Regions from separate parts of the Homo sapiens genome. Here region 2 is linked to region 1. The links are chromatin loops, found by intact Hi-C in ENCODE. Cell type or tissue: thyroid gland. All regions are shown on one strand. Links, peaks and the distances in the headings refer to the core of each region. The heading gives the core; the rest is flanking DNA. Region 1 overlaps SYNPO (synaptopodin). Region 2 has its middle 64 kb from the start of NDST1.

Region 1 (4,382 bases), core at 216-4,215:
ACCTCCCCCGGCCAGGACAGCCTGCAGCCCACTGCCGTGAGCCCTCCTTACGGCGGTGACATCTCCCCCGTGTCTCCCTCCAGGGCGTGGTCTCCCCGAGCCAAGCAGGCCCCCAGGCCCTCCTTCTCTACCCGGAACGCCGGGATCGAGGCTCAGGTGTGGAAGCCTTCCTTCTGCTTCAAGTAACGAACCCCACGGGGGTCCCACTGCCGGTCAAGTTCCCCTCCTTGAGGGCCAGATGGAGAGCAGATGTGGCAGGAAATGGCACAGAGCTGAGTGAGGAGAATGGGGAGTCCATGGTTCAAGGTCAGATGCGGCCACCAGCTGGCTTTGTGACCTTGGGCGAGTCGCCTCCCCTCTCTGAGCTGAAGCCGCCCCTCCCCTACTACAACAGGGGTCGGACTCCATGTCTGAGCGGGGAGGAGGGTCATGGAGAGAGAACTGTCTGGCAGCCCTGATGCGGTAGAGGGGCATCCTCTGGCCTTTGTGAGCTGTAGGGATGCAGAGTCTGATGCCAGCGTCTTGCTGGGGGAGTGGCCTAGAAGGGGATCCTAACAGGGACTTCTGGAGCAGACAGAGCCTGCCAGTGCCTGTGGAGTCAGCCAGCCGAGGGTCTGCCTCCTCAGCTGCCCCAGGGGGGCCTCCCTCCTGAGGCTCAAGCTCCTGGCGTCTTTCTTCCTGTTGCTGGATTCTCACCTCCATGGGCCTGTCTCTTCTGCCTCTGCCTTCTGGACACCGTTTCCTCTCCGCTGCTTCAGAGAGCTTTGCCTCGCCTCCGCCTGCGCTCCCCTCCAGGGTCCTTCTGCTGGCTGCGGACTCGGCCCACCACTGCTGTCTGACGCTTTTCTTCCTGCCCCCTCTGAGGCCTGGCTCTGTTTTAGGGAGATCACTGGGCCCAGGCCTCAGCCCCAGTTCTACCTGGCTTGCTGTCACCGCTCTAGGGGTGGGGGACGTCCCAGGGGATCCCCAGGAGAAGGAGAGCCCTGTAGGGGGCTGTGCAGATGTGGGTGTGCCACAGGGAGGGTGGCCCCTAGCCATGTATCCATTGGCTGTTTTGGCTTCAGATTCAACCAAGATCTGCCTGACTAAAAGAAGCCACCTCAGCGCAGTGGAACGGGGCCCAGGGGGAGGCAGGAGAGGAGGGTTCCGGTCCCATGTCACCTTCTCATTTGCTGTGTGACTTTGGCCCACTCACATTCTCTTTGGGCCTCAGTTTTATCATTTATACAAGGAGGGCTTTTCTAGCTGTAACAATCTGTGAGGATTGAGAGGATAGGCTGGTGCTTTGAAGAAAGGCCTTGTAAGTGACAAGACAGTCCCCTGGGAAGAAAGAGAAAGGAAATGGGCTATTGCCAAAGGACAGGTGGCGTTAGATGGCTGTGAGGGTGACCTGGTGAGGGAAGGGTTGGAATGAGCTGCTGCAGGAGGCCAAGGGATGCCTGGGCTGGGCTGGGCTGGGCTGGCTTAGGCTCAGGATTGCCTGGGGACAGTAGGAGCATGGCAGGAGCTGGGGCAGGTGCATAGCAGTGCAGTGGGAAGGGACAGAGGAGATCTTAGAATTTTGAGGAAAATCTGGGACTTGAGACCTGGATTCTAACAGACCAACTGCATGTGTGTCTGTAGGTCTCAGTTTCCACATTCATACAGTGAGGGTGTTAAGTCAGGTAGCTGGAGACTTCCCATCGCCTCTGACACTTTTGGAGGTGATATGATACAGCCCCCGACCAAACCAGGCTTTGTGGGGGGTGAGAGAATACAGACACAAGTGGCAGGATTCAGATGGAAGCTTCGCAAGGCTGGGGGCCGAGGACCACCCACTTCTCTTTCCCAGCCCTAGTTCTGGGTTCCCCAGTGGGGCAAGGGGTGGTGGAGGCAGTGCCCATGCTGGGCTGAGCCTGCAGTTTTTGTGAGCTCTGGGCTTGTCTCCATGGGAACAGGGGTGCCTTCTTAGTGAGCTCATTTCACACAGATCGAGGGGGTATGCGTGGGGGAGTTGTGAGTGAGCTCAGCTCCTTCAGGCCTGGCCTCTCCCAGAACAGAGTGAAGCCCCTGCCCTGGACCCCTGCTCCCTTCTACCCTTGAGGGCCACCAATGGAAGAGCCCGCCCTTCATTCTGCAGCTCCTGCGGCCAGGCTGAGCTCTGCCCCCAACTTTGTTTTCTCTCATGTTCTCAATACACTCTGCCTCAAATCCGTCTTGCTTCTTTCTTTCTTCCGTGCTGCTAGGGGTCAGGGTTCCCTTCCTCCTGCCTGATTCTAGCCTGGGAAGTGGAGTGGGCCTGCTCAATTACTGTGTGTGAAAGTGTGGCTGTGTCCTGCGTGCTGCCTGCACCTGCCGTGTGTCTGGTTCTGCACTGGTACAGACGTGTGCTGGGTTGGAAATGAGGGCTTCCTCTCTACAGCACTCAGGGAGCCAGAACCCTGTGCAAATCGCAACCTTTTGTTCTTTCCTTCCCTCAGAGTTTGGCCAAAAATACTTTAGAGGATTTTTGGGGAAAATGCACTACCTCTTCTCGTTGAGGTTTGTTTGGGTTCTTTACAAGTGGAATAGAAATTCCTCTAGCCAGCATTCGCTCTCCAGTTCCCTCAGGTCCCCTCCCTGCTCCCCATTATCTAAATTTGGCCATTTCCCACATTTGCCATTGTTTTCACTGTCTGGATCCTAAAAGCATGGAGTTTCTGCCCCTGGTGGGGAGGAAAGAACTGCCATCAAGGGTCAGGAGAGCTGGGTTCTAGCCCCAGGTCTGCATCTGATTCGTGTGTGACCTCAGACAACCTCTTCCAATCTCTGGGCCTCAGTTTCCCCTTCTGTGCAGTGAAAGGATTACAGAAGGAGGTCAGAGACCATTTGGTCTCCGACAGTCCAGGTTTGACTGTGTTCTACTTATGTATTCACCCCACACATGTGCCCTGCTTTGGGTCTGGGGTTGGGTTGAGTGGATGCTACTTTTTGAATTTTCACCCACCGCATTCCCAAGGAGCTCTGGTGTGCACGGTGCATTGAGCTCTCTGTCAGAAAGTGAACAGTTCTGATTTCCTGCAGCCTTTTCGTACTGTGCACACCCCCGACTCAAAAACATACACACAGAGTCAGTGCCCAGGCATGGCTGTTAGGGTGAGGTCAGGCTCTGGCCCATCTCCAGATGATGGGGATCTGCTTACCACTGCCCTCAACATTCAATCCCGTTTGAGCCCTTCTGTTTTGTAGTCTTGGCTGAATTGTTATTTCTTCCACTTGTTGGCCTCAGCATTCCCCTTGTGGCCACCAAAGGCAGAAACAATGCTTTAGAGATTTTTAGGTAGTTATCATAGCTCTCCTGTGCAGCCTACTCTCCTGGCTGAAGACCCCAGGTTCCGCTGCCTTGGGTGGTTATTGACTGGCTTGGGTCATGAACTCTAGGCCCTACCTCCCTGCTCAGGGTGGCACTGTGGTCAGGTGTTGGGTCATGCCAGAGCCCACCCTGATTTGGCATTTGGCCCTAGCCCTCCTCTTCTAGCCCTGGAGCTGGGACCTTCCTCCCAGCTCCTCTCCCTAAACTGTGGGGTCTGCCTTCTGCGGCCAGCCTGACTGGGATGTTCCACTGGCACAGAGAAGCTCCCAGTGTCTCTGGCTCATGTATACACAATTCTGACCCTGGGAAGAAAACAGTGGGATCCCAGGCTGAGCCTTAACTTTCAGCTTGATGACTGGGAGCTTGGATGTCCCTAGGGAGTCTCTAAGGGTCACTCCAGCATTAGTATCCCATGAAAAATGTCCTGCTCAGGCTGTTGTATAACATTCTTCTTTAGGTTAAAGGGCTCCAGTTTGGAGTCTGGGCTCATCTAGCAGCTGCTACATTCTGTTTGGATAAAACATACAATTGGTGTCTATTTCCTTTGGATTGGGAGGAATTAGAAGACTCTCAGTTGGATGAGAGGATGACTGGCTTGGTTATGGCTGATCACTGATTGGATGAAAGAATAAATCTTTGGATGGTTCTAGATTTTGATCGGGTAGGAAGCATGGAATGGACTGGCTAGCTCTGAACTCTGGTGGATGACTGCTAGTGAATTTGGATTGGATTAAATGGCAAGGTGGACTGGTTATTGCTGGAATCTGATTGGGTGAACAGTTGGAAAGTTCAGGAGATACATGTTAGGCAGGGATTCCCAAGCCCTCCACTTTCAAACCAGTTCAAACCGCTTAAACATGTAGCCTTTGAGCAGCACACACACACACACACACACACACACACACTTCCTGGTGGGGCAGAACACACTAGATTGTTATTTACACCTCTGAGCTTCATTTTCATCATTTGTAAAATGGGTGTGGTAATGCTAATTACCTCACTAGTCTGTTGTGAAAACCTAATGAGATAAAGGATGAGAATGAAGTTTGTA
Region 2 (4,382 bases), core at 99-4,098, 80 kb before region 1:
TCTAACTAGTGGTGCCCACCCGGCTCCTGGCAGCTCATGGCCTAAGGAGGACAGGCAAAGGGCAATTCCCAGCCCCCATCTGCCCCCCAGTGTGGCCAGGGCCCATCTGCACAGCTGGAGTTGGTTACCCAGCTGTTTATGGGTCTCTGCCTCTGGTGTTTATAGTTCCGCCTTTGGGTCTGCTTTGCATCCCCACTAATGAGAACAATGCCCCAGGAGGCGGCGGCGGGTGGTTGGGGGACCACTGGACGCTGAGCAGTGGGCTGGGCCTGTGTCCTGGCTTCTGCCTTGCCTGGTTCTAACGAGGATTTCAGGCCCTTTACAAGGACACAGGAAGGACAGCAAGGTGGCCCATACGGAAACAGACACGCCTAGGTGAGGAGCGAGGAGGCGAGAAGGCTAAGAATGAGTTTGCCGTGACTTAGGCACTCAAGGCAGGGGAGAGTTGGGGCCAAATCTTTCCTTTTAAGAAAATGCATTTTTTTCTTTCATCACAAGAGTTATAAATCTCTATTGTGGAAACTTTAGAACATACAGACACATAAGAAGAAAATCTAAATGTCTGTATCCCACCACCCTGGATAATCATGTTTCACATTTTAGGACATTTCCTTTCTGTCTGATATATAAAGTTGTTTTTGCAGAAAGGAGAATATGCATACACTGTATTTTACAAACCTCCTTTATTTTTATTTTTATTTTTTGAGACAGAGTCTTGCTCTGTCACCCAGGCTGGAGTGTAGCGTTGCAATCTTGGCTTACTGCAACCTCCACCTCCTGAGTTCAAGTGGTTAGATTCTCATGCCTCAGCCTCCCACGTAGTTGGGACTACAGGTGTGTGGCACCATGCCTGGCTAATTTTTCTATTTTTAGTAAAGAGGGGGCTTCACAGCCGGGCACAATGGCTCCTGCCTGTAATCCCAGCACTTTGGGAGGCTGAGGTGGGCGGATCACAAGGTCAGGAGTTTGAGACCAGCCTGGCCAACATAGTGAAACCCCTTCTCTACTAAAAATATAAAAAATTAGCCGAGCATGGTGGCGGGCACCTGTAATCCCAGCTACTCAGGAGGCTGAGGCAGGAGAATCACTCAAACCTGAAAGGTGGAGGTTGCAGTGAGCCAGGATTGCGCCATTACACTCCAACCCGGGCAACAGTGCAAGACTCCATCTCGAAAAAAAAAAAAAGAAAAGAAAAAGAAAAAGAGGGGTTTCACCATGTTGACCAGGCTCATCTTGAACTCCTGGCCTCAAGTGATCCACCCGCCTTGGCCTTCCAAAATGCAGGGATTATAGGCATAAGCCACCACGCCCAGCCTACAAACTCTTTTAAATCATAATAAATTGTCAACATATTTATATGTTATTAAATATTTCTCTACTACATCAAATTATGTTATTTCTATTTTGATTATAATACAAGATTATTGTGAAAGAATTGCAATCATTAGTGAAGTGCACAAAATTTAAGGCTCAAATGTCCCCCTCTTTCCTGTCCCCCAGTAATACTTCTAACCCTTTGGTGGAAATCTCTCAGATATTCTCCTATGTACATGACAAACTGGTGTACATGGTAGAGCTGTGTCATAGTTTATTTAAATAATTCTGTCACAGTGGGCATTGAGGTTAGGTACACAGCTGTTTGAAGCCCACAGGCAGCCAGTGTGACCAGCAAAGCCTCCTGGTTCCAAGAGCAGATCATAGTTTCTCCCAGGAAATCTCACTAGGGCAGCATAATAAGCAATGTCCTTAACAACATGCTGGCTATTAACACAGGAATGAGTTCCATTGGGCTGTTTCCTTGTAAGGTCATGTTTGCTTTTACTTTTTAAGTTAATACAATTAATAACATTCATCGCAGAAAAATTTAAAAATACAAATAGGCGCTGGGCGCGGTGGCTCACACCTGTAATCCCAGCACTTTGGGAGGCCGAGGCGGGTGGATCACGAGGTCAGGAGATGAGAACATCCTGGCTAACATGGTGAAACACTGTCTCTACTAAAAATACAAAAAATTAGCCGGGCATGGTGGCGGGCGCCTGTAGTCCCAGCTACTCAGGAGGCTGAGGCAGGAGAATGGCGTGAACCCAAGAGGCGGAGCTTGCAGTGAGCCGAGATTGCGCCACTGCACTCCAGCCTGGGTGACAGAGCGAGACTCCGTCTCAAAAAAAAAAAAAAAAAAATACAAATAGGCAAATGTAAGAAAATGAAAATCACCCATAATATGGAATTAAGCCCATACGTGATGTTTATAATGTCTGTTGCATGCTTAGTCTGTATGTCTGTCGCAGGCCACACACAGTGTGCTAAGTGGCTAGTATGTCTGTATGTACAATATTTTTTTTTTTTTTTTTTTGAGACGGAGTCTCGCTCTGTCGCCCAGGCTGGAGTGCAGTGGCGCAATCTCGGCTCACTGCAAGCTCCGCTTCCCGGGTTCACGCCATTCTCCTGCCTCAGCCTCCCGAGTAGCTGGGACTACAGGCGCCCGCCACCGCGCCCGGCTAATTTTTTGTATTTTTAGTAGAGACGGGGTTTCACCTTGTTAGCCAGGATGGTCTCGATCTCCTGACCTCATGATCCACCCGCCTCGGCCTCCCAAAGTGCTAGGATTACAGGCGTGAGCCACCGCGCCCGGCCTGTATGTACAATATTATCCCAATTGTACAGATGGCCACCTCTAGCTTTTTAGGTTTGGTGAATGGCCCAAAGTCTTTTGGCTGCAAGGGGGCAGAGGCTGCCGGAGGACCCGGGCCTCCAGCTTCCAAGTCTGCACCCTGAAGCACCCCTCATTCTACACCCCTCAGTTTCGTTCACTGAACTGCCTGGAGGTTTTCCTCTTCCAACATAAGATGTTATAATCTGCTTTTTTCACTTACAGATAAATTGTGACCATCTCTCGGTGTTGTTAAATAACCCTCTTTATGGAATTCCATTTTATGGATGTATCGCACTTTATTTAATTGTTGAATATGTGGGTTATTCTAGATATTTTTTAGTATCATAAACAAAGCTATGCGGAACATTTTTGTGGCTTAACCTTTGAGCGTGTTTATAGTTATTTCCACAGGGCTGTTTCCCTAATGGCCCTCGCTGACCCATCATACCAAAGGACAGGGGGGTCAGGGAGACCCTGGGTGGGGGGAGCACCCAATAAGCTGTGCTCACCTGGTTCTTAGCTGGGCCAAGTCAGCTTGAGGGGGACATCCTAATCTATGTAGAAGACAGCAGGATGCCTTATTCTTTAAACAGTCCTCTAGAAATGGTCTCAGCTGAGTTCAGAGAACCACTGAAAGGCTGGGAGCATAGCTTGATAAGTGACACCCATGTGGGCATGTGAGTGCAGCCCCCGCGGCTCTGCAGATAGTTGAATTTGAAGAGGAACGAGAGAAAACCAGTCTGCAAAGGTGATGTCCCCATCTCCAACAGAGGAAAGAGGATGCAGTCCTTCCTCTGCAGAAATGGATTCTGAAATTGGAGCAACTCCCAGAGGTCCCAGAGCTCTGCTCCCAGAAGTGCTCCAGGGGCTGTTCTAGGGGGTGGGTGGGGAACGGAGGGGCTTCACACAGTCATCCTAGTGCATGGGGCTCGGACCACAAGTTAGCCAGGGTGGAAAAGGAGAGGGTCCCAGGCAGGGGGAAAGATGAGCACGGCCTGGAGATGAGAGACAGAGCCAGCGCCGCGGAGGAGCTGAAAGCCTTAGTCTGCAGGGTGGAGGTTAGGGGCAGGGGTGCAGCAGGGGTTACAGGAGTCTGTACTTTACCCCACATGACAGGACCGCCATGATGGCTCAGTGAGGAGAGGCGTGACAAGGTTAGGGCCCTCCCTTGATGTTTTCTCACTCCCTCCCATAATTTCTCAGACACCCAGGAGCCAGGCTTGGTGGGTGCTGGGAGAGTGGCAGGGAGGAGGACACGGGTCCTGGGCCCTTGGGATGGGGCCTTCGGAGGCTCTGTGGGAGGGAAGGGAGGCTGAGCAGGGTTGCCAGTGAGGGAGACAGCTCCGTCCACTGAAGGCCCGAGGAGAAGGCACTCTCTGCTCCCCCAGGCAGGCTGCCCAGTGCCACCCACCCCTGTGGGAAATGGTGCTCCCTCTACAGGACACAGGGTGGGTGGAGTTGAGGCAACAGCAGGAGCTGTTCCATCTGCAGCGTCGCATCCCAGTTCTGCCTCTCCCTGGCTGTGTGGCCGTGGCCTGGTTGCCTACCCTTTCTGAGTCATAGTTTTGTTCTACATAAATGAAAACAATCATAAAAGGAGGATTAGATGAGATTATGCATGAAACACCCAGGTGCAGCACCTAGTAACTGCTCAATAAACATTAATTAGTACTGTCTGAAGCTTTGCCTGCCACAGAAGGAGGCGAGGTGGGCCCTTCGAGGAGCTGAG

The links. Hi-C counts contacts between places; a loop is a spot of excess contacts. Peaks named below come from ENCODE experiments on the same cell type or tissue, not always from the same donor. Only the 100,000 strongest peaks of a DNase experiment are listed, where the experiment ranks them.
Region 2: it touches region 1 in a loop (4-fold over the local background); 101 of 110 quality-filtered maps call a loop at or near these places.

Annotation. Positions count from the first base shown.
Region 1 is chr5:150,650,148-150,654,529 of GRCh38, forward strand. SYNPO (synaptopodin) reads left to right here. Exons shown (of 3, transcript NM_007286.6): 2 at 1-156. Among named protein-coding and RNA genes, the nearest start is that of MYOZ3, 8.9 kb to the right of the region's middle. RefSeq lists an enhancer at 1,470-1,971. In thyroid gland, for the core only: no CTCF peak of the experiment used is centred there; no DNase peak of the experiment used is centred there; H3K27ac peaks cover 451 bases.
Region 2 is chr5:150,570,382-150,574,763 of GRCh38, forward strand. No RefSeq gene overlaps it. Among named protein-coding and RNA genes, the nearest start is that of NDST1, 64 kb to the left of the region's middle. RefSeq lists an enhancer at 3,513-4,382. In thyroid gland, for the core only: no CTCF peak of the experiment used is centred there; no DNase peak of the experiment used is centred there.